Linked DNA regions of Homo sapiens: region 2 is linked to region 1. A link is an interaction called in ENCODE POLR2A ChIA-PET data of the cell type or tissue named here. Cell type or tissue: A673. All regions are shown on one strand. Each heading gives the region's core, and the rest is flanking DNA. Links, peaks and the distances in the headings are about the cores only. Region 1 overlaps SENP2 (SUMO specific peptidase 2). Region 2 holds the start of IGF2BP2 (insulin like growth factor 2 mRNA binding protein 2).

Region 1 (11,211 bases), core at 2,147-10,146:
TGCCTTTCTTTGTATATTGTAGTCTCTAGTTTTGTCCATTCTGTGAGAGATGCTAGGCTTGAGAGAAAAGTGTGAGGTATATGCGTATGTATGGGTGGTATGTATTTAAGCAAATTTTTTTTTTTTTTTTGAGACGGAGTCTCGCTCTGTCGCCTAGGCTGGAGTGCAGTGGCGCAATCTTGGCTCACTGCAAGCTCCGCCTCCCGGGTTCATACCATTCTCCTGCCTCAGCCTCCCGAGTAGCTGGGACCACAGGCGCCTGCCACCACGCCTGGCTAATTTTTTGTATTTTTAGTAGAGACGGAGTTTCACCATGTTAGCCAGGATGGTCTTGATCTCCTGACCTCGTGATCCGCCCGCCTCTGCCTCCCAAAGTGCTGGGATTACAGGCGTGAGCCACCGTACCCGGCCACTAGGCAAACTTTAAAAATCATAATCAACTTCATTTCTTTGAGTAAAAATTGAGCTATTGTCATCTAGTGTGTTTTCCAGCAATAACTTGCGCTAATTGTGACTGACAGCCAGAGTGTGTCAGGGACTGCCAAGATTAGGGCAACACAGGCCTGGAGAAGGTGTGAGCTCAGTGGGGTTAGAATCCACCACCTTTGGCTTATTATGCTCTTAGTGCTGCTTGTACCAAGTGTTTTTGCCTTACGGCAGAACTGATCCATCAAGGCAAGATCCTAATTGGTTAAAGCCTATCCAGAACTTCTCTCTGTCCACCTTGAAGCTGTAGGGTCCAAAGCAGTAGTCTTATTTTCTTAGCTAGAGAAGTTACATTTCCGATTGACCACACTTGGCCCTTTTTAAAATTGATAAATGCTTCTGAAATAATTCTGACTAGCATCCCTGGTAGTAAACCTCCTTTCAGTTTGGTTTCTTGGAATGGGAGCTGAGAGATGCAACTCTCACTTTGTGTTTTTCTCTTCTGAAAAGCATTTCCTGTGGGGTCGGGTCATGCACTCCATCTCATAGTTAGGGTTTCCAATCAAATGCAGAGCCATGGAGAATTAAACAGAAGAACAGAACAGAAAGGAAAAGCAGTATTCACAAGTTACATCTTAGACCTGTGGCTTCAGTTCTCACAAGGCCTGTTTTTCCCTTGCTATGATCTATGTTTTATACCACATAGAGTAAGAATAATTGTGTTTTTTGTATATGACTGTGTGTTTAGGTAATACCTGATTTAATATTTACCTTTATAATATTGTTTACAGCAATATTTAGAAAAAGTCCAAGGAATTTGTATTTAATGATGTTTTACCCTTTCCTCTCTTCTTTTTTCTTTGTAATTTTAGGAGATTCCTCAACAGCTGAATGGGAGTGATTGTGGAATGTTTACTTGTAAATATGCAGATTATATTTCTAGGGACAAACCTATCACATTTACTCAGGTGAGTGAAGACCCTCTTCATCCATTTACTTGTTACTAAGCAAGATAAGGCACTTGGCCAGTGCCTGGCACACATTCAGCTCTCAATAGTAGTAGCTGGCCAGGCGTGGTGGCTCACACCTGTAATCCCAGCACTTTGGGAGGCCGAGGCGGGTGGACCACCTGAGGTCAGGAGTTCAAGACCAGCCTGGCCAACATGGTGAAACCCCATCTCTACTAAAAATACAAAAATTAGCCAGGCGTGGTGGTGCATGCCTATAATCCCAGCTACTCAGGAGACTGAGGCAGGAGAATCACTTGAACCCAGGAGGTGGAGGTTGCAGTGAGCCGAGGTCGCACCAGTGCACTCCAGCCTGGGTGACAGAGCGAGACTCTGTCTCAAAAATAAATAAATAAAATAAATAGTAGTAGCTGGGCTCATGCCTGTAATCCCAGCACTTTGGGAGGCCGAGGCAGGTGGATCACCTGAGGTCAGGAGTTCGAGACCAGCCTGACCAACATGGAGAAACCATGTCTCTACTAAAAATACAAAAAATTAGCCACGTGGTGGTGCATGCCTGTAATCCCAGCTACTAGGGAGGCAGGCTGAGGCAGGAGAATTGCTTGAACCCGGGAGGTGGAGGTTGTGGTGAGCCGAGATCGTGCCATTGCACTTCAGCCGCCTGGGGCAACAGGAGAGAAACCCTGTCTCAAAAAAAAAAAAAAAAAAAAAAAATAGTAGTAGCTGTGCTATTCTTATTGCTGTAAATCTTGGTTTTAGCCCTACTCCTGCCAGAATCAGGGTTATTTTATCTGCTCTCAGGTTTATCCTAGTCTTTGGTGACACAATGGGCACAATTTGCAAATCTCTGAACTGTGGCATTCATTGGTTCCTGTGTATTATTATTTCTAGCCAAAGAAAGAGGTATGTCAGTGTTTAATAGCAAGGGAAAAATCGGCCTGTGAGAACTGAAGCCACAGGTCTAAGATGTAACTTGTGAATACTGCTTTTCCTTTCTGTTCTGCTCTTTTGTGTTTGTTTTGTTTTGTTTTGTTTTTGAGATGGAGTCTCGCTTTGTTGCCCAGGCTGGAGTGCAGTGGCACGATCTCAGCTCACTACAACCTCTGCCTTCTGGGTTCAAGCAATACTCCTGCCTCAGCCTCCCCAGTAGCTGGGACTACAGGCATGCGCCACCATGCCCAGCTAATTTTTGTATTTTTAGCAGAGATGGGGTTTCACCGTGTTGGCCAGGCTGGTCTCGAACTCCTGACCTCGTGATCCACCTGCCTCAGCCTCCCAAAGTGCTGGGATTACAGGCGTGAGCCACCGCGCCTGGCCTGTTCTGCTCTTTTGTTTAATTCTCCATGGCTTTGCATTTGATTGGAAACTCAAGTATGTTGGGAATTCTTGAGAATTTGTAACAGTGGATTCTCAACCTTTTTACAACTGAGGACAACCTCATTAAAGAATATTTTTCATCCACAGACCTTATTTTGATAGATGTTGTCTACCAAGCAAACTGTATGTATTCCATGAATACAAACTGTAATACAAACTCTATTACGTGAAGTAACTAGGACTCCCGTGCTGAATTAATATAATTCCAGTAAAAAATAAAGGCATTTATTGCTTAGTCTCAGCAGTTTTACTAAGAGCAAATGTGCAGTTTTTACTAGATGTTTTGAACTATTTAAAATAATTTAAGAATCATGTGTTAAGACTTTTTAGCCCCCACCCCTAGGGAGGACATCACTAGTTTATTATTATTATTATTATTATTTTGAGATGGAGTCTTGCTCTGTTGCCCAGGCTGGAGTGCAGTGTGGTGTGATCTTGGCTCACTGCAACCTCCCTCTCAGGTTCAAGCGATTCTTCTGCCTCAGCCTCCCCAGTAGCTGGGACTACAGGCATGTACCACCATGCCTGGCTAATTTTTGTATTTTTAGTAGAGACAGGGTTTCACCATATTGGCCAGGCTGGTCTTGAACTCCTGACCTCAGGTGATCCACCTGCCTTGGCCTTCCAAAGTGCTGGGATTACAGGCATGTGCCACCACGCCCGGTGACATCACTAGTTTATAGTAAGGGACATCCAACTATTTATAATGATACATCAGGAGTGCCTCAATAATGTGAACTTCTTTTTTTGTTTGAGACGGAGTTTCGTTCTTGTTGCCCAGGCTGGAGTGCAATGGCGCAATCTCAGCTCACTGCAACCTCCGCCTCCCGGGTTCAAGCAAGTCTTCCGCTTCAGCCTCCCAAGTAACCGTGATTACAGGAATGCGCCACCACCCCTGGCTAATTTTGTATTTTTAGTAGAGACGGGGTTTCTCCATGTTGGTCAGGCTGGTTTCGAACTCCTGGCCTCAGGTGATATGCCCACCTTGGCCTCCCAAAGTGCTGGGATTACAGGCGTGAGCCACCGCGCCTGGCCAAGAATGTGAACTTCCGTATACACTAGAAGGACTAGTTGTACTACGGGTAATTTTGGAGTTGCTTTTTGTGTTGCTGCTTTGCAAATTGCCCATGTAGTGATTCTCAGTTAAAGCAGAATCATTTATTAAGCAAAACATCTCATTGTTTCATGTTGCCAAATAGCAAAGCAGTTGGCTGTTCTCTGAACCTAATAAGATGAGATTTTAAAGGGAGAAGTTGCTGTTTGAACAGAATTGGCAATGTACAACGCCTGGTAGAGCAGAAAGAAACTTGTAGATTTTGTTGTTTTTTATTTAAATAAATACGTTTTTCTCATAAAAAAACAGAATATGTTCATTTTAGAATGTTTTGAAAATTCATATAAGTAGAAAAGTTGCCTATTGTGCCACCACGTGGATATTTGCAGGACTGTGAAGTTGTACTATACTGTATAATTCTACATCCTGCTTTGGTTTTCCTTAACATATAAAAATGCTTATGGTAGGCCGCCTGTGGTGGCTTTTGCCTATAAATAATCTCAGCACTTTGGGATGCTGAGGCGGGCGGATCACCTGCAGTTAGGAGGTCAAGACCAGCCTGGCCAACATGGTGAAACCCTGTCTCTACTAAAAATATAAAAAATAAGCCGGGTGTGCTGGCACATACCTGTAGTCCCAGCTACGCTGGAGACTGAGGGACAAGAATCGCTCGAACCCAGGAGGCAGAGGTTGCAGTGAGCAGATCGCGCCACTGCACTCCAGCCTGGGTGACACAGCAAGACTCCATCTCAAAAAAAAAAAAAAAGTGCTTATGGTACATATCATGTAATTATGAACTGTTAAAAATGGTTTTATAAGTATGTTCCATGATGTAAAAATGTCAACACTTAGAAAAAGCACATGGACATCCTGCTTTATTACATGATTACACCTGAAGGTTGTGCTGCCATGCACATTAATATGTAATGCGGGCGTTGTTTATGGGGTTCTTTGCAGCACCAGATGCCTCTCTTCCGGAAGAAGATGGTGTGGGAAATCCTTCATCAGCAGTTGCTGTGAGAAAACTTTGCCTGGTCCCTCTAGCTGCTGGTGGTTCTTTCACAGACATTTCCATATACCTCATGCATTGTGGGTTAAAAAGTCCCTGCATCACTTCTGTTCTCACAGGTACTGAGCTGTCAAAAGTGCATGAAGGCCTCTCACTGTACTCTAGTCCTGACTTGGGGTGCAGAGGGCTGCTTGCAATCCTGTTTGTAAGGCTGTGCCTGCTCAGAGCTTTGGACTGTTCAACCCACACAAGAACAAACGCTAACTAATATTTTTTTTAAGAGATTCTTTTCCCTATGAATGTGGGAAATGCAGGATTTATTCTGTGAATTGTTTGTTTCTGTGTGTTTGTTCAGCGTATTCATTCACTCACTCGTTTGCAAACATAATGGGCAGTGGTCATTTACTGCTGCTCTTTTACAGTTAGCTCTAAATTACTTGTTTGAACTATTTATTTCTGAAAGGAATGTTACTCAAGCTGCCACTCCCTGCTGAAGAGCAGGAGGGAACTCTCACTGGGGGCGGAAGGAAGTGGAGCTGGAGCAGTAACTGCCAACATGAAGCTGGAGGGTTTGGGATTTTTTTTGTTTTTGTTTTTTTGAGGCTCAAAAAATGCTGGGAGAAATGAAAATGCTGTGGGATAGGGCTCCTGTTGCCTTTCAGAGGAAGTCTGACACTACAGCGTTGGCACAGTGCCGTGAACAGTGGAACTGTGCCCAAGGGACTCTGATTATCCAAGCATCTTCCGAAGAGTGTTGTGGTCACCTTAAAGAGACTTCCCCTTCTGGAAATGTGGTGACTTGGCTTAGTCTTCAAACTGGATTCATGGATTTGAAGTAACTGTAAACCCTAAATCTTCATTTTCATCCCAGATCTGGTTGAGTATAAACCTCAGAATTGTAGGGGCTGGCCTGAGCTGTTTATTTCAAAAGATACTATTCAATTTAAAGCTATTTTTCCTCAGAGTTTTTGTTTTCTATATATTAAGTCTAAATTAAGTTTTCTACTCATTAAGACTAACATCTCCCCACTCCATCCCCACTGAAATTTGTGGAAGAAAATTTAGTACTTGGCTCTGAGGTTGCCAGTTATACAATAATCTATTTTGCATATGAAAGTTTGTATTTAACTTTTTTGTTCATTAAAAACCTTACTGATATGGTTATAACTTCAGACAGTTTAGAGTTGGTCAGAACATATTTTGCAAGATCTAGTGCCTAGTGTTGCTTTTCTGATGTAATAAAAGGTGGTCTGGCAGAACCTAAAAAAGTATATGCTGAAATGATTTCTAACCCTCTCCCTACTTAAACCTCCCAGACTTGTTCTGGTTCATAAAAGCAAGAGGTAAAACTGGAAAAATTGTGCACGTGTTACCTATGAATCTACACGCCTGCCATTTGCAGTGCTCCGGCTGCTGGTCCCAGAGGTATACTGGTTACAGCTATTGCAGCCAGTTCCCTGAGACTTGTAAAACTCCTGGTTTAGGACATGGGGCCTGTGGTGTGGATGGAAAATGCTGGGCCTACTGGATGGTCAGCCAGAGGCCATGTGGTGGGTGATGACTGAAGCGGGAGCAGGTTGTACCACACCTCTCCCCCCCCCCTCCCACTCCCCCTCCCTCCCTCTCCCCTCCCCCTCCCTCCCTCCCCCCTCCCTCCCTCCCCCCCCTCCCCCTCCCTCCCCCTCCCTCTCTCCCTAACACCCACCCTCCCCCTTTCCCCCACCCTCCCCCCTTCTCCCCTTTCCCCACCCTCCCTCCCCCCTTCCCCCTCCCCCCCCCCCCCCCGCAGCCCCTGCTCCTTTCTCTGGGCTCCTGGCATTGTGCCAGTGAGTGCTGGGACCAGGTAATGAGCACAGCCAAAAAGGCCAGAGGTTCACTAGGTCAGCATCATACCAAACGCCTGGCTTTCACCAGGCATCAGTGTGCTTCACTTGAGAGTTTGGTACCATGGTTAAGATCGAGTCCATGCTAGGTAAGTCCTGTTAGGAATGTCAGTTTGTATTCCGCCCACGTGAATGATGCTGAGCTTAATGTATTATTTTGAGGGGCTTCTTCAGAGCAGTTCTCACTGAGCTTTCCATTAACCTACACTCTTCCGGACGGCTCTTAAAACTTGCAGGACATAATGAAATTGGGAAGAGCAGAGTGTTGAAGTCTATAGCATGGCCTTCTGCTTGACCCTGAGTTCCTGAATTGAATGTGGGAGACCACAGGCCATACTTCTCTAGGCACTCACATGTCTCCCTTGGCATAAGGAAACATGTTAGTAATATAGTTTTTTAGATCCAAACAGTTTATTTGGATCTAAAAGTTTAAGTGTTCAGTTGAAAAACAGCTATTGATTTTATTAGTAGCAAATTATCACCATTAAAGCCAGTGGTTTTTTTTTTGTTTTTTTTTTTTGTTTTTTTTTTTTTTTTTTGCGACAGAGTCTCTTGTCGCCCAGGCTGGAGTACAATGGTGTGATCTCAGCTCACTGCAACCTCCGCCTCCCAGGTTCAAGCGATTCTCCTGCCTCAGCCTCCTGCGTAGCTGGGATTACAGGTGCCCACCACCACACCCTGCTAATTTTTGTACTTTTAGTAGAGATGGGGTTTCGCCATGTTGGCCAGGCTGGTCTTGAACTGCTGACCTCAGGTGATCCACCCGCCTCGGCCTCCCAAAGTGCTGGTATTACAGTCATGAGCCACCTCACCCAGCCTGTTTTTGAGACGGAGTTTCACTTTTGTCGCCCAGGCTGGAGTGCAATGGCGCTATCTCAGCTCACTGCAACCCCCACCTCCCAGGTTCAAGCGATTCTCCTGCCTCAGCCTCCCGAGTAGCTGGGATTACAGGCATGTGCCACCACCCCTGGCTAATTTTGTATTTTTAGTGGAGACGGGGTTTCTCCATGTTGGTCAGGCTGGTCTTAAACTCCCGACCTCAAGTGATCTGCCCGCCTCGGCCTCCCAAAGTGCTGGGATTACAGGCGTGAGCCATTGCACCTGTCCCTGCCAGTGTGTTTTTAAAATAGTTTAGGGGGTTGAGAAAAGATGCAGTGAGCCATTATTCTCCTTTAGCAGGTAGTCTCTTAAAAATTGATGTGGATTTTAAAAATATACCATTGAGAACACGTATCTTTCTCAAACTTGACCTTGAACAGAGCTGGATGGGGGTGGGAGGGAAACAGATTTGGGGCATATGGAAGATATTCTTGGGAGCCCCATATTCTACCTCAGTTACCGAAGGCTATTAGAACCTCTGAATTTTTCCTCCTCTGAAATCCTAAGCACAACTTCAGAAAACCATGTCTGATAGCGGATGTCTTCCTGCTGTGAGGAGCTGCTTGATGTGGGGACCAAGGTGTGGGTGTGGGCGGAATGTATCCTAGTAGAAACAGTGAACCTCAGATATGAATAAATAAGCAAGAGACCGAAAGTTAAGTGTGTGACAACCTCAGTACTGTAGTTAAGCTACATTCTTTAAATTAGCTTTTGTGAACTGATTGGGAACCTAATCTCTTTTGTAACTGTTTGAGAAAAACTCTGAAGCACCTGATATTCAAACAAACTTATGGTACTTACTAACTCATTTGTAAATTGGCGATGTAGCTGGCTGTAGTATTGCTTTGATAATTTTTTTCTTTTAATTTACCTAATATATATAAGGAAGGGGTTTGGATATATTAAAATAGGTGTTAATTTTATCTATTTACCAATAAATTCATCTCTTTAATTCAGTGGCTTTCACTTGTTTTTTATTGCAACTCATAGGAATAAGTATTTTATGTTGTGACCACACACACACACACACACAGTGTGATTGTATATGGACACAAACAACATTGCACATACACTTTTGTGAAGTAATACATATCCTTACTATGATGATAGTTTTATTTCAGTTTTTAAAAACATTTAGGTTGTAACCACCAAGTTGATTTCTCTGCCCACTAATGGACAGATAATGCAGAGAAGGAAAATACTGCTCTAAGTGACCTGACCGCGAGGCAAATGATGTTTAAAACCATAAAGCCTGAGACCAAAAAATACCATATATATTATAAATGTGAGGCTGTTTTGAGATGACTCCATCTAAATCTAGGAAAACAGACTAGCAGCTTTGAGACTTTTGATGGAAATATGTGGTGGAAACAATCTTTAGGTTCTCAGATGGGCATTTCCTAAAATGTGTTAAGTAGAAGTCTTGTAACTTGTATAAAAAATATGAAATCCCAGCACTTTGGGGGCCATTGAGGCAGGAGAATTGCTTGAGCCCAGGAGTTTGAGACTAGCCTGGGCAAGATAGCAAGACCTCAGTTTTTTTTTGTTGTTGTTTTTTTTTGTTTGTTTGTTTTTAAAGGATATAAAGCAAAGGGTCTGTGGGCCAATGAATATGTGTACCATGTCCTTTCCTCCTGGGGATGTATAACAAACATCATAAGAAGTTTGATATGAACGAGTTATGTCTTAACCTAGCATTTCCCAAAACTTGGACATTGAACCCTTTTCTATGAGACACCTGTGGAACTATTTTTTGGAATACACTTCTTAGGAAAGTGCCAGGAGAAGCAACAGAGAGAGTTCTTGGCAGTATGTACTTTAAGAACACACTGGGCAACCTTACCACTCCCCTTCCACGGCCTCCCAGCAACACCCCCCTCCTCATGGTGATCATAAAGTCTGATCCCACACTACCACCCTGTCTCCTTTTATTTTTATTTAATTATATCAGTAATAGGGGTTCATAGAAAATACCGATAAGGTAAAGAAAGTTAATTCTGCAAATTCACAACCAGAGTTAATACCTCTTAACATTAACATTTGGGGCGGGCGCGGTGGCTCACACATGTAATCCCAGCACTTTGGGAGGCGGAGTTGGGCCAGTGACGAGGTCAGGAGTTCAAGACCAGCCTGACCAACATGATGACACCCCATCTCTACTAGAAATACAAAAATTAGCTGGGTGTGGTGGTGGGCACCTGTAATCCCAGCTACTGGCGAGGTTGAGGCAGGAGAATCGCTTCAGCCCGGGAGGCGGAGGTTGCAGTGAGCCGAGAGCACACCACTGCATTCCAGCCTGAGACTCTGTCTCAAAAAAAAAAAAAAAAGTGGGTATATATCCTGGCCTTCCCCCTTCATGGGTGTGTGAATACATGTACAGGCTTGTGTGTGTATATAACTTGTTATTAACAACAAATACAGAATTATATAAACGGTTATATAACTCCTTTTCCACTGGAACATTTTCACATCAATAAATATATCATTTTAATGGCACAGTATTCCACTATATGGCTATAACATTTATTTAATCCAGTATTACTGAATATAACATCTTGCACAATGTTTGGTTTATTCTAAGAAACTCTTAGCATTACAATTTCTGGGTTAAAAATTATGTATATTTTTAAAAATCAGGAAAAAGATAATTACCCATTGGTATTTTGACATTTCTTCCAGCATGGGATGATTGCGTCTCCACTGATTTAAGTTTTATAACATTTTTCATGTGTAGGCCTTCAGTTCATTTGAGGGGATTTAATATCATTTTAGTCAACAATTCTTTCTTTCAACTACTTTACAAAAAAAACTTTTCTTGTGGGGATTTCAAGACTTAGGCAAAATGGAACAGTACAGAAACCCCCCTACCTGTGGTTTTGCTTTCCTTGTTTCAGTTACTCTTGATCAACTGTGGTTTGAAAACATTAAATGAAAATAACAGAAATAAACACTTTGAAGTTTTAAATTGTACACCATTCTGAGTAACATGATAAAATCTCTCACTGTTCTGCTCTGTCCTGGGTGGGACATGAATCATCCCTTTATTTTTATTTTATTTTTGAGACACAGTCTGGCTCTGTCTCACCCAGGCTGGAGTGCAATGGTGCAATCTTGGCTCACTGCAGCCTCTGCCTCCGGGATTCAAGCGAGTCTCTTGCCTCAGCCTCCTGAGTAGCTGGGACTACAGGTGCCTGCCACCACACTCGGCTAATTTTTGTATTTTTAGTAGAGATGGGGGTTTCACCATGTTGGCCAGGCTGGTCTTGAACTCCTGACCTCGTGATCTGCCCACCTTGGCCTCCCAAAGTGCTGGGATTACAGGTGTGAGCCACCGCGCCTGGCCTGCAATTATTTTTATTCTTAGAATATATCCCACTAGAGACCCGCAATGAAAATAGTTTTAAAATTAAAATAATTTTTTCTCTGATTATGCTGTCAACTTGATACACAGTTGGATTCATTTTTTCTTAGTGTTTAGGGACTTGCTTTTTGCTTTTGTTTTGTAGTTCTGTAAAATAAACACCAGTCCAAGAGCAAAAACTACACAAATGCATTCACAGTAGTTTTGCTGGCTTCACCCTGTTTCTTGCCCTGTGTAGGTAATGTCTTATTCAC
Region 2 (11,211 bases), core at 899-8,898, 200 kb after region 1:
GGACTCGGCCTCCCTCCCGGCGCCGTCCCGGCCTGAGCGGGGCGAGGCGGGGGGAGGGGGCCGCGCTGAGTGCTCACCCGAGAGGGTCTCGATGGCGCGGATGGCCCAGTTCTGGTCGGGGTAGTCCACGAAGGCGTAGCCGGACTTCAGCAGGACCTGTCCCGCCAGGGGCAGCTTCCTGTCCCCAAAGAGCTGCCGGAGGTCGTCGGCGGTGACGGCGGGGCTCAGGTTCCCGATGTAAAGCTTGTTCATCATCCGTCTCTTCCCCGAGAGCCCGCGGCTCCCCCGGCCCGGTACCCGGCGCTCCTCGCCTCCTCCGCTGCCCTCGTCTCTCCTCCTCCTCCGCCCCCCCTCCCCGCCCTCCGCCCGCCCGCCACCCACCCCCACCCTCAGCCTGGCTCCCCCCACCGCGGCCGGCCCGGCCCGCCCGGGGGCAGAGGCGGAGGCGGGGACTCGGCGCGGCTGCCTCCTCGGGGCAGAGTCCCGGGCCGGGCGGCGGCGCGCGGACAAAGCGCTCTCTCTGCCTCCCTCTCTCTCCCTCTCAAGGCGGTGGCGGGAGGAGGAGCAGCGGCGGGCGGCGGCAGCGCACCCCGCGTGTGTCTGTGTGAGAGTTTGTACGGGCGTGTGCGCAGCCGAGAGGGAGCGAGCGAGCGCCCCCTCCCCGCCCCGCGCCGCTGCGCCCCTCGCCTCGCGCCCACCGCGCTCGGCAGTGGCTGCTCGGGCTCCGGCCCCGCGCCAGGCGGGCGGAAGCGGGTCGCGGCCCCGGGCTGGGGCTCCGGGCGCCGGAACCCCGGGCGGGCGCGGCGCCGAGGCCGGGCGAGCGGCGGGGCGGGGAAGGCGCGCCCCGGGCGCGGGTGGGAGCGCGCGAGGGGGCGACGGGGAGCCGCGGGCGTGGGAGGGAGAGGGGCTGCGAGTGAGCGCGGAGAGGGGTGTGCGCAAGGTGGACCGGATGTGAGTGCGCTGCTGCCAGGGCAAGCGGGAAGGTGTGTCCCGGAGGTGAGAGGCGAGGGCAGGCTGGGAGACAACAACTTTCGCAGCGACTTGGCCGGGGCTGGCGCCCTGCGCGTTCCCGGGCCGTGCGCTCGCTCTGAGACCCGCTCCCCGCCACGCTCTCTGAGGTGACCGAGCGGCGCGTGTGGTCGAAGGATCGCGCGCGGGAGTCGGGACGCCTAGGACCGGGGTTGGCCGGGCCCTCGCGGACCGTGCTCGCGGGGAAGTGGTTCCCGGTCCCGGGCCTCAGTTTCCCGACCGGGGAGGGAAGGCGGAAGGCCAGCGCGGAGTCACGTCCTCTCCGCCCAGACCCCGCGTGTCCGGAACCCCGCGGCAGGCGGCAGCCTGACGTTGGCAGCTGCTCTCTATTCTGGGAAGTGCCGAGGGCTTCCCGGGCGGCGGCGGCGAAAGCCAGGTGGCGGGTGGGGAAACGAACGCCGAGGGGCCAGGGACTGCGGCGAGGCCGGAGCGCTGGGGTCAGCGGCCGGGGGACGGATGGTCGCCGCCCGGCTGCGCGGCCGGTTCAGCTCCAAAGCCAGGGTGGTGGGAGGCGAGGGTGGCTGGAAGCGGAGGAGCGCAGGCTGTGTAGGAGTTCCCCGAGCACTGGGAAGGGCCCGGAGAGGAAAGAGGTCCTTCCAAGCGGAGGAAACAACGTGACCGACGGAAGAGGCAGGGTTGGGATGAGAGCAGGCTGGAGCCGAGGGGCTCGGGCAGGAGCCAGACAGGCTAGAGCGGGCTGCAAGTTCCGGGGCCCGGCTGGAAGCCTGATGGTTAGAGCCTGGTCCCAGCCAGGAAATGAAATTCTACAGGAGGGAGAAGAATGGCGGGATTCAGAGGTGAGGAGGCAGAAGAAGATTCCAAGCTCTGGACCTCTGGGGGCCACTGGGAGAGTTGAAGGTTTGATCGCGGATATGTTGGGTTTTGTGAAGGCGTTGGGGCGCGGGTGCGGGGAGTGTCCTTGGGTGGAGAAGTCACGAATGTAGGAATGGAACAAGTTCGGGTCTCCTGACTGGGTCGTGAAGTAGTATTGTCTTTCCCAAGCTTTCCTGTTGATGAGCGGCGTGGAGAGAATGGGGCTTGCTGGATTTTGTATTTTCCGCAAGTACTCCCAGGTGATTCTGGTCTGGTAAACACTGTTGGAGTGGAAGGCCTATCTGCCCCGGACTCAGACCTTCTCTCTGCCCCCATCTTTGTGCCCTGAGATGTTCCAGCATTCTCGAGCCTAAGTTTCTTCATCTATAAGGAGATAAAATAACCAGTCCTCGCAGGGCTGTTGTGAGGGCTACAAGAAGGATAACTGCCTAGCGTGTTGAGACATGGGTGGTCAGACACTTAATGCCTGTTTCTCTTCTTTCCCCCAGGAATTCATGAACTTTTAAAATACTTTATTCTACAGAAGGAGATCTTCTTAACTAATTAGGTATCCAGAGGAGAAAGTAATGAATCCATTTTCACCTAGATATTTGCAGTTATTTGAATTCTGGCTTTTGTCTCAAGTATTCACATATTTTTTTCTCTCTCTAGAAAAAGAATCGGATTTTACTGCTCCAGGAGTTGAGAATGAACTTGGTTACTAATCCCCAAAGTAATAGATAAACTAGGTGTGGATGCTTCTTTACTAAATTGTATCAGAGAATCACAAATGAACATGACTTGTGCATGCATAAACCTCAGCAGACTGAACTAACCATCTTTAGATTATTTACACATGTGCTCCTAATTGATATGGTCACCTTTATATTATAGGACAGCATATTTGCTTATTATTCACAGGTACATGTAAAGGAGAAACGAGAGTGGCAGGAATAGTTGGCCTCATTCCTCTCCAACAGGTCAGAAAAACTTGTTGTTGTTGTTGTTGTTGTGTAGCATTTTAGATACATCAATTATTTGGTCTTACTGTGAGACGAAAAACACATTAGACAATGTACAGATTCTTGGCAGAGGTGGTGTATCAGTCCATTTTCATACTGCTCTGAAGAAATGCCCAAGACTGGGTAATTTATAAAGAAAAAGAGGCTTAATGGACTCACAGTTCCACACGGCCCAGGAGGCCTCCTCATAGCGGAAGGTGAAGGAGGAGCAAAGGCACATCTTACATGGGGGCAGGCAAGAGCACGTGTGCAGGGGAACTGCCCTTTATAAAACCATCAGATTTCGTGATACTTATTCACTATTGCAAGAACAGCATGGGAAAAACCCACCCCCATGATTCAGTTACCTCCCACCGGGTCCCGCCCATGACATGTGGGAATTATGGGAGTTACGTTTCAAAATGAGATTTGCGTGAGGACACAGCCGAACCCTATCAGGTGGCTTCTGGTGAACTCTTCTTACCCTGCTTCACCAAGTCACTTTGAAATTTTTTTTTTCAGAGAAATAATTGCTCTTTGCTGCAGTTGTCAGCTGTCCTGCTGGAATTTTGGAAACAGCAGGGCTGCAGAAGGAGGGCTTGAACTGTAAGTGTGATGGAGGGCATGCTTCCACTACACCCCTGGTTTGCAGCATCTACAGTGCCTTATCTTAGAATGCAGAGTTATTTTTCACATGATAGAGAAGGGGTTGGGGACCTTTGAAGACAATAGGGGACAGCCTCCAAGTGCAAAGTCAGAAATTCAGAGGCCTTGCTCCTGCCAGGCAAAACTTATTTTCTACCTGTTTTCTCTCGAGTTCCCCTACTTATCCCTCCCCCAGAGAGCTGAAACAGAGACCATCTTGATTGATCTAGACTTGGTTTACACCTGATAAGCCAAGATTTTATGAATGTTTAACAGAGGTCAGAAATTTGGAGAAAATCTTATAGTAGGCATATTACCTTTTAAAGCATGAATTAACTAATGTTTTCCTCAAGAGTTTCAAAGGCAGTACAGATCCTCATTGTTTCCCAGCGATTCTTTTGGGCAAGACAGTGATAAGGTGGCTGGGACAAGCTTTCTTAATCCTTCTTTTCAGGTAAGAAAACTGAAGCTCAGGAAAGTATAATTTTTTCTTAATCACATGGAGGGCCTGAAACACACCTGGAAAAAACATTTTAGTCTAACAACAAAGAGTTCATAAGTGTTAAGTCTTTTTCTTTTCTTTTTTTTTTTTTTTTTTTAAAAAAAGTCTTACTGTCACCCAGGCTGGAGTGTGGTGGGGTGATCATGGCTCACTGCAATCTCAAACTTCCAGACTCAAGCAGTCCTCCCACCTCAGTCTCCCGAGTAGCTGGGACTACAGATGCATGCCACCATGCCCAGCTAAAATTTTTTTTAAGAGATGGGATCTCACTGTGTTGCCCAGGCTGGTCTCAAACTCTTGAGCTCAAGCGATCCTTTTGAACCTACAAAGCTATAGCGGAATGTTTTTTTGCTCAACTGATAATGTAGTCAGTATAACCAGTGTCTCTAGATAATGTGAGAAGTTGAAAGAGAAAGTGAAGCCTATTTGCTGGAAGGCTGAGGCAAAGCCAACATTTGGAGGTAATTCTTAGAAGGTCCTGCACCTGCCTGTGCATCAGGAATGATTTGGTAGTAGGGTAATGTCCCTTAGACCAGTAGTCCCCAACCATTTTGGCACCAGGGACCGGTTTCATGGAAGACTATTTTTCCACAGACAGGTTGGGGGGTGGTTTCAGGATGAAACTTCTTCACCTCAAATCATCAGGCATTAGTTAGATTCTCATAGGGAGCATGCAACCTATCCTCACATGCGCAGTTCAAAATAAGGTTCAAGTTCCGATGAGAATCTGATGCCACCGCTGATCTGACAGGAGGTGGAGCTCAGGCAGTAATGCTTGCCTGCTCCTCACCTCCTGCTGTGTAGCCGGGTTCCTAACAGGCCACAGTACCAGTCCATGGCACCAAGGTTGGGGACCCCTGCCTTAGACACCTTTTCTTGAGTTAGCATAAGATAATTGCCTTATGCCAGTTACTTCATCTATTTGAGCTTCAGATTCCTCATTTGTAAACTAGCCCAATTGTTTCCTCACTATAAACTCTAGCCTACCTCCCCCTGCAGTTTCATATTATGCAAATGCTAGGTCATTTCAGAATTCCGTCTTTTTGCACATTTGTTCTCTTTCCCTGGAATGCATTTCTTCCCCTGGTAAACTCCTGTCTTCCCCTGACTTGGCCCCATGATACACACAGCACTTCATACAGATAAAAAATATTTTGTCTAGTGATAGTTGTACAACTGTGAATATATTAAAAACCATTGAAGTGTATTTTAAGTGAGTAAATTTTACGGTATGTGAGTTATATCTGAATTTTTAAACATGGAGGATGGAGGGAAGCCTTCCCTACTACATGGTGGGTTTCTGGAGGAATAAGATCTTCTCATTTTCCTGTTAGAATTTCCTTTGGCCCGTATGAAACCTGGTCCATAATAAAGGCTCGGGTAATATTGTTGAATAAACAATGACCATCTGAGGTTTGCTCTAAGGGATTAAACGAAGATGTATGTGATGGTATTTATCTTGCACAATCCCCTTGTTGAATTCATTTATTCATGGCACTGTGTAGTGCTAAGCACTGAGGATACAGAATAAATAAACATCATCCTGATCTCAAGGAATTTATGGTCAGTGGAGGAGGCAGATATATAAACAGACCATAGCATGGCATTAGAGGTGCCACAGTAGACTTTGTGAGCATACAAGATAGAGCATCCCATTCAGCCCAGTGTTGGGGAAGGGAACATCAGGAAAGAATTGATTTTGGTTTTGAAGGATAATTAGGGATTTACTAGAATACAAGACGTAAGAGAGGAAATACATCCTAGGCAGAAAGAATAGCATATGCAAAGGCACAGACACACAAAGTATCTGTTCCACATTTGAAATCCAATCCAAATGTTAACTCAGAAATGTTTGAGAACAAGACAGAAGAAATAATGCAAAACAAAAAAGATTCTCAGAATCAAAGACATGGATCTCCAGATCAAAGAGTTTGCAGAAGGCCCAGCAAAATGAATGATAGAAGATCTAAAAATCACATCATCATGAAATTCTGAACTCAAATTATAAAAGCATCTGGACAAAATAGGTCGCATACAAAGGAGTTGGAACAGGAATGAGAATGTATTTTCCTAAAACAGGAAACTAGGGAGTCAATAGAGCAATGCCTTTAAAACTGAGTGGAAATTATCTTCAATCTAGAATTCTAAACCTAGTGAGACCATCAGTTTAAAAAGATATGCAAGAATTCAGACATGCCCGTTTTGGGGAAGCTACTGGGAGATAAGTGCCAGCAAAACCATGGAAGAAGATTACATGGGATTTGGGAAATAAGGAATCCAACATGGTAGACTCTGAATTTAAAAATCCAGAATGCCTGCAATGCAGCCATCCCACGAGCAACCAGCACAGATTGGAACAAGAGGATAGATGGCTCAGAATGAGGTCTTCAAGGAACAACAACAAAATGGAACTCATTTCTGTGAGTGCATAATGATTATTTCTGATAGGATAGCAGACATGTTGGAGCATTTGGAAAAAATTAATCACAAGTATATGGAAAGCCAGACAAGTGGGAAAACAAGGAAATCATTAACTGAAGGAAAAATACGTGGTCATACAAGAAAGGAGCAATGGTCATAGGCTCAACAGTGAAAATGTTTGTACAGTCATAGTGTAAACACTGATGTATTATCCAAGCTGCATAAAGAGATCTTATAAATCAATTAGAAAAAGACAACCATTGGAAAAACGAGCAAAGTGTATGAATGGGCTAATTCACAGAAGATGAAACTCAAGCTCAACTCATGAGTAATTGGGGAAATTAAAACTATTCACTGGCTGGGCATGGTGGCTCATGCCTGTAATTCCAGCACTTTGGGAGCCTGAAGCAGGAGGGACTGCTCGAGGCCAGGAGTTCAAGACCAACCTGGTCAATGAAGTAAGACCCAGTCTCTACAAAAAAAAAAAAAATTAAAAATTAGCAGAGTGTGGTAGTACATACCTGTAGTCCTAGCCATTCAGGAGGCTGAGGCAAGAGGATTCCTTGAGTCCAAAAGGTTCAGGCTACAGTGAGCTATGATCATGCCACTGCACTCCAGTTTAGGTGACAGAGCGATACCCTGTCATTTATACATACATATGTACATAAAATCAAATTGACAAAAATCTTAAAATTCTGATGGTTCAAGGGTCTTAGTGAGGGTATGGAGCATCAGAAACAGTCATCCACTGCTGGCAAGAGTATACACAGGTACAATTACTCTGAAGAGTAATTTGTCAGTATCTAGCAAAGCTGAAGATACAGGCCCTGAGTACGGCCTGGCAGTCTTTCTCCAAGATGGTTATTTCTTATCTCACTTTCAGCTTCTAATTGATCATCTCCACCCAGGGTCTCAGCTGATAACCCTGCTTTCTATTTCACTGAGAGACTAGAAGCAAGCAGAAAAGCACTTCAAATATTTGCCCACATACTTGCATCTGTGCCCATAGACTCCATATTTCTTAAATTATAATGGATGACTATGCATGATTTAGAAGAGAGGTAAAAACTGATGACTCCAGAGAAAATAAACATCCACACCCTTTGTGGAAGAAACATATATGACCATTCATTGTAGCACTGTGATGGTGAAAAATTTAAATGTCCATCAACAATAAAACTGGTACATTGTGGCATAGCTATAAATTGACTACTATATATTGAGTCAAAGGGGACACATGTTTATTCATTTTCTCTGGAATCATTACTGTTTCCTCACTTCTGGATGAAATAAAATAGGCAACGTGTCAACATTAACCACCTAAACAAAAACAAACATATGCTAAGTGAAAAGTTATAGAAGGATGTTGGTTATACGAAGTTTTCTTTCTTTCTTCCCTGCCCCCCAGACCCACCGGAGACAGGGTCTTGCTTTGTCACCCAGGCTGCAGGACAATGGCATGATCTCAGCTCACTGCCACCCCTGCCTTCCAGGCTGAAAGATTCCTCCCACCTCAGCCTACTGAGTAACTGGGACTACAGGTGTTCACCACCACAATGGCTAATTTTTTGTACTTTTGCAAGAGATGGGAGTTTCGCCATGTTCCCTATGATTGGTCTCGAATGCCTGAGCCCAAGCTGTCCATCCTCGTTGGCCTCCCGAAGTGCTGGGATTATAGGTGTGAGCCACTACAGCTGATCTCTACAAAGTTTGAAAACATGCAAAGCAATTCTGTTGTTGATATGGACACATTTGTGTGGCATAATTGTACAAAAACATGCATGGGAACAGCAAACTCTAAATTGGGGATAATGATTACCTTTAAGGAGGGAGAAAAGGGAATAGGGGGAGGTGGAAGGGCACAGATAGAATTTCTGTTTTTTTAATTTAATTTTTTTTTTTACACGGAGTTTCACTCTTGTTGCCCAGGCTGGAGTGCAATGGCGCAATCTTGGCTCACCACAACCTCTGCCTCCTGGATTCAAGTGATTCTCCTGCCTCAGCCTCCCGAGTAACTGGGATTGCAGGCATGCACTACCATGCCCGGCTAATTTTTATATTTTTAGTAGAGAGGGAGTTTCTCCATGTTGGCCAGACTGGTCTCGAACTCCCGACCTCAGGTGATCTGCCAGTCTCAGCCTCCCAAAGTGATGGGATTACAGGCGTGAGCCACCAAGCCCTGCCAATTTTTGTTTTTTAAAAGTAGGTGGCAGGTACATGGATGTTTAGTTACATTTTTATTACTTCGAGACAGAGGTTAATTCTTGTCAGATGTGCATTATAATCACCAAGAAAACCTTCAAAAATACAGATTCCCAAGACCTACCATGAGAACTCCTGAATCAGAATTTTCAGGGTAGAAGCCCACGAATCTATTTTTCTTTTGTTTTGTTTTACAGTACGTTCTTAATATGCTTACCCAGAATCTACATTTAAAAAAAAAGTATATGTGTGTGTATATATACACAATAATATTACAAGAAGTCCCATATACTCTTTACCCAGATTCCCCAAATGTTAACATTTGTTTTATCTTTTATGTTTCTCTGAATCATATGCCTAAATACCTCAGTTTGTATCTGCTTAAAAAAAAAATTAGGCCGGGCACGGTGGCTCACGTCTGTAATCCCAGCACTTTGGGAGGCTGAGGCGGGTGGATCACCTGAGGTCAGGAGTTCGAGACCAGCCTGGCCAACATGGTGAAACCCCGTCTCTGCTAATAATACAAAAATTAGCAGGGTGTGGTGGCGCGTGCCTGTAATCCCAGCTACTCGGGAGGCTGAAGCAGGAGAATCACTTGAACCCGGGAAGCAGAGGTTGCAGTGAGCCAAGATCACGCCATTGCACTCCTGCCTGGACACAAGAGGGAAACTATGTCTCAAAAAAAAAAAAAAAAAGAAAGAAAGAAAAGTCTATTCCCAGTACAATGATAAAAACCAGTAAATAAACATTGATACTGTAATCTGCAGACTCTTCAAATTTCAAATTTTATGAATTGTGTCAATATTATTGCAAAAGAAAATCCCAGGCTGGGTGCGGTGGCTCACGCCTGTAATCCCAGCACTTTGGGAGGCCGAGGCTGGCGGATCACGAGGTCAGGAGATCGAGACCATCCCGGCTAAAACAGTGAAACCCCGTCTCTACTAAAAATACAAAAAATTAGCCGGGCGTAGTGTCGGGCGCCTGTAGTCCCAGCTACTTGGGAGGCTGAGGCAGGAGAATGGCGTGAACCCGGGAGGCGGAGCTTGCAGTGAGCCGAGATCCCGCCACTGCACTCCAGCCTGGGCGACAGAGCGAGACTCCGTCTCAAAAAAAAAAAAAAAAAAAAAAAGCCCAAATCATTTGTTGTGTATGGTTACCTAGTCTCTTTACTCTCCTTTAATTTGGACAGTTCTTCAGTCATTGTTTGTTTTTCATGACATTGATGTTGATTACTACGGGCTATTTATTTGGTAGAATGCCATTGAATATGAGTTTGATGTTTTCGTATGATTAGATTTATGTGCTGTATTGTCTTGCAGGAATGCCACAGAGGTTATAATTGTGGTCAGATAATGTGCATTGTGTCTGGAAGCACTTGTTGATTGGTCCCATTATTGGTGATGTTAACTTTGCTCCCTTGGTTAAGACAGTGTGTCAGTATGTATCAGGTTTCTTCATTGTAAAATTACTAAGTATCTCTTGGGGAGATACTTTGAAACTATGTAGATGCTCTGTTACCCATCAAAATTTCAACCACGAGTTTTAGTATCTAGTGTTGAGTCTTGCTTGGATTATTATTAGGGTTGACAAGCGGTGATTCTGATTTAATCATTTCTTTTATATTTATTAGTTGACTTTCTACTGTAAGAGCTTTCCCTTCATCCCATGTATTGTATCACTGTGGACAAATGGATTCTTTTTTTTTTTTCCTTTGTTTGTTTTATGATGGAGTCTTGCTCAGTCTGGCTCTGTCACTCTGAACCACGTTGGCCAGGCTGGTCTCAAACTCCTGACCTCAGGTGATCCGCCCACCTTGGCCTCCCAAAGTGCTGCGTGAGCCACCACTCCTGGCCTGGATTCCTATTGTATTTAAAGTGACATCAATGTTTACTATTAGTAAGTATTTTGATGCTCAAATTGTCTCAGATTTGGCCAGCAACAGCCCCTTCAAGCTGGCACGTGTGAACTTCTGTTACTATTTTAGGTTTGTACTTTATCTGCCTTGCCTATAATCAACCACTTATCCAAGGAGTCTAGGTACTTTTTAGTATTTATAAACCAAGATCTGCATGCTACATATGCTCACTGCTACAGGAATATCATTGATTCTACACCCTCTTAGTTGAAGGAGGTAGGTAATAGATTATATACATAAACACACACATAGACCTACACCTGTCTATTCTGGCTAGTGCTGTATTAAAAATCACAAGTTTGGGCTGGGCACAGTAGCCCACGCCTGTAATCCCAGCACTTTGGGAGGCCGAGGCAGGTGGATCACAAGGTCAAGGGTTCAAGACCAGCCTGGCCAAGATAATGAAATCCCGTCTTTACTAAAAATACAAAAAAAAAAAAAATTAGCTGGGCATAGTGGCAGGCACCTATAATCCCAGCTACTTGGGAGGCTCAGGCAGAGAATCGCTTGAACCCGAGAGACAGAGGTTGCAGTGAGCTGAGATCATGCCACTGTACTCCAGCCTGGGTGACAGAGTGAGACTCCGTCTCAAAAAAAAAAAAAAAAAAAAAATCCCAAGTTCACGCTAATACTTTCTTTGTTTTGTTTTGTTTTGTTTTGTTTGTTTTTTGAGACAGAGTCTC

What was found. Peaks named below come from ENCODE experiments on the same cell type or tissue, not always from the same donor. Only the 100,000 strongest peaks of a DNase experiment are listed, where the experiment ranks them.
Region 2: POLR2A ChIA-PET joins it to region 1 with 16 read pairs; 4 of 35 experiments call an interaction of 5 or more read pairs at or near these places.

Annotation. Positions count from the first base shown.
Region 1 is chr3:185,625,000-185,636,210 of GRCh38, forward strand. SENP2 (SUMO specific peptidase 2) reads left to right here. Exons shown (of 17, transcript NM_021627.3): 16 at 1,299-1,394; 17 at 4,783-8,552. The coding sequence ends at 4,845. Among named protein-coding and RNA genes, the nearest start is that of SENP2, 44 kb to the left of the region's middle. In A673, for the core only: no CTCF peak of the experiment used is centred there; no DNase peak of the experiment used is centred there; H3K27ac peaks cover 1,284 bases.
Region 2 is chr3:185,824,706-185,835,916 of GRCh38, forward strand. It overlaps IGF2BP2 (insulin like growth factor 2 mRNA binding protein 2), which reads right to left and starts at 337. Exons shown (of 16, transcript NM_006548.6): 1 at 78-337. The coding sequence starts at 255. RefSeq lists silencers at 143-373, 385-654, 1,065-1,154. In A673, for the core only: no CTCF peak of the experiment used is centred there; no DNase peak of the experiment used is centred there; H3K4me3 peaks cover 1,169 bases; H3K27ac peaks cover 614 bases.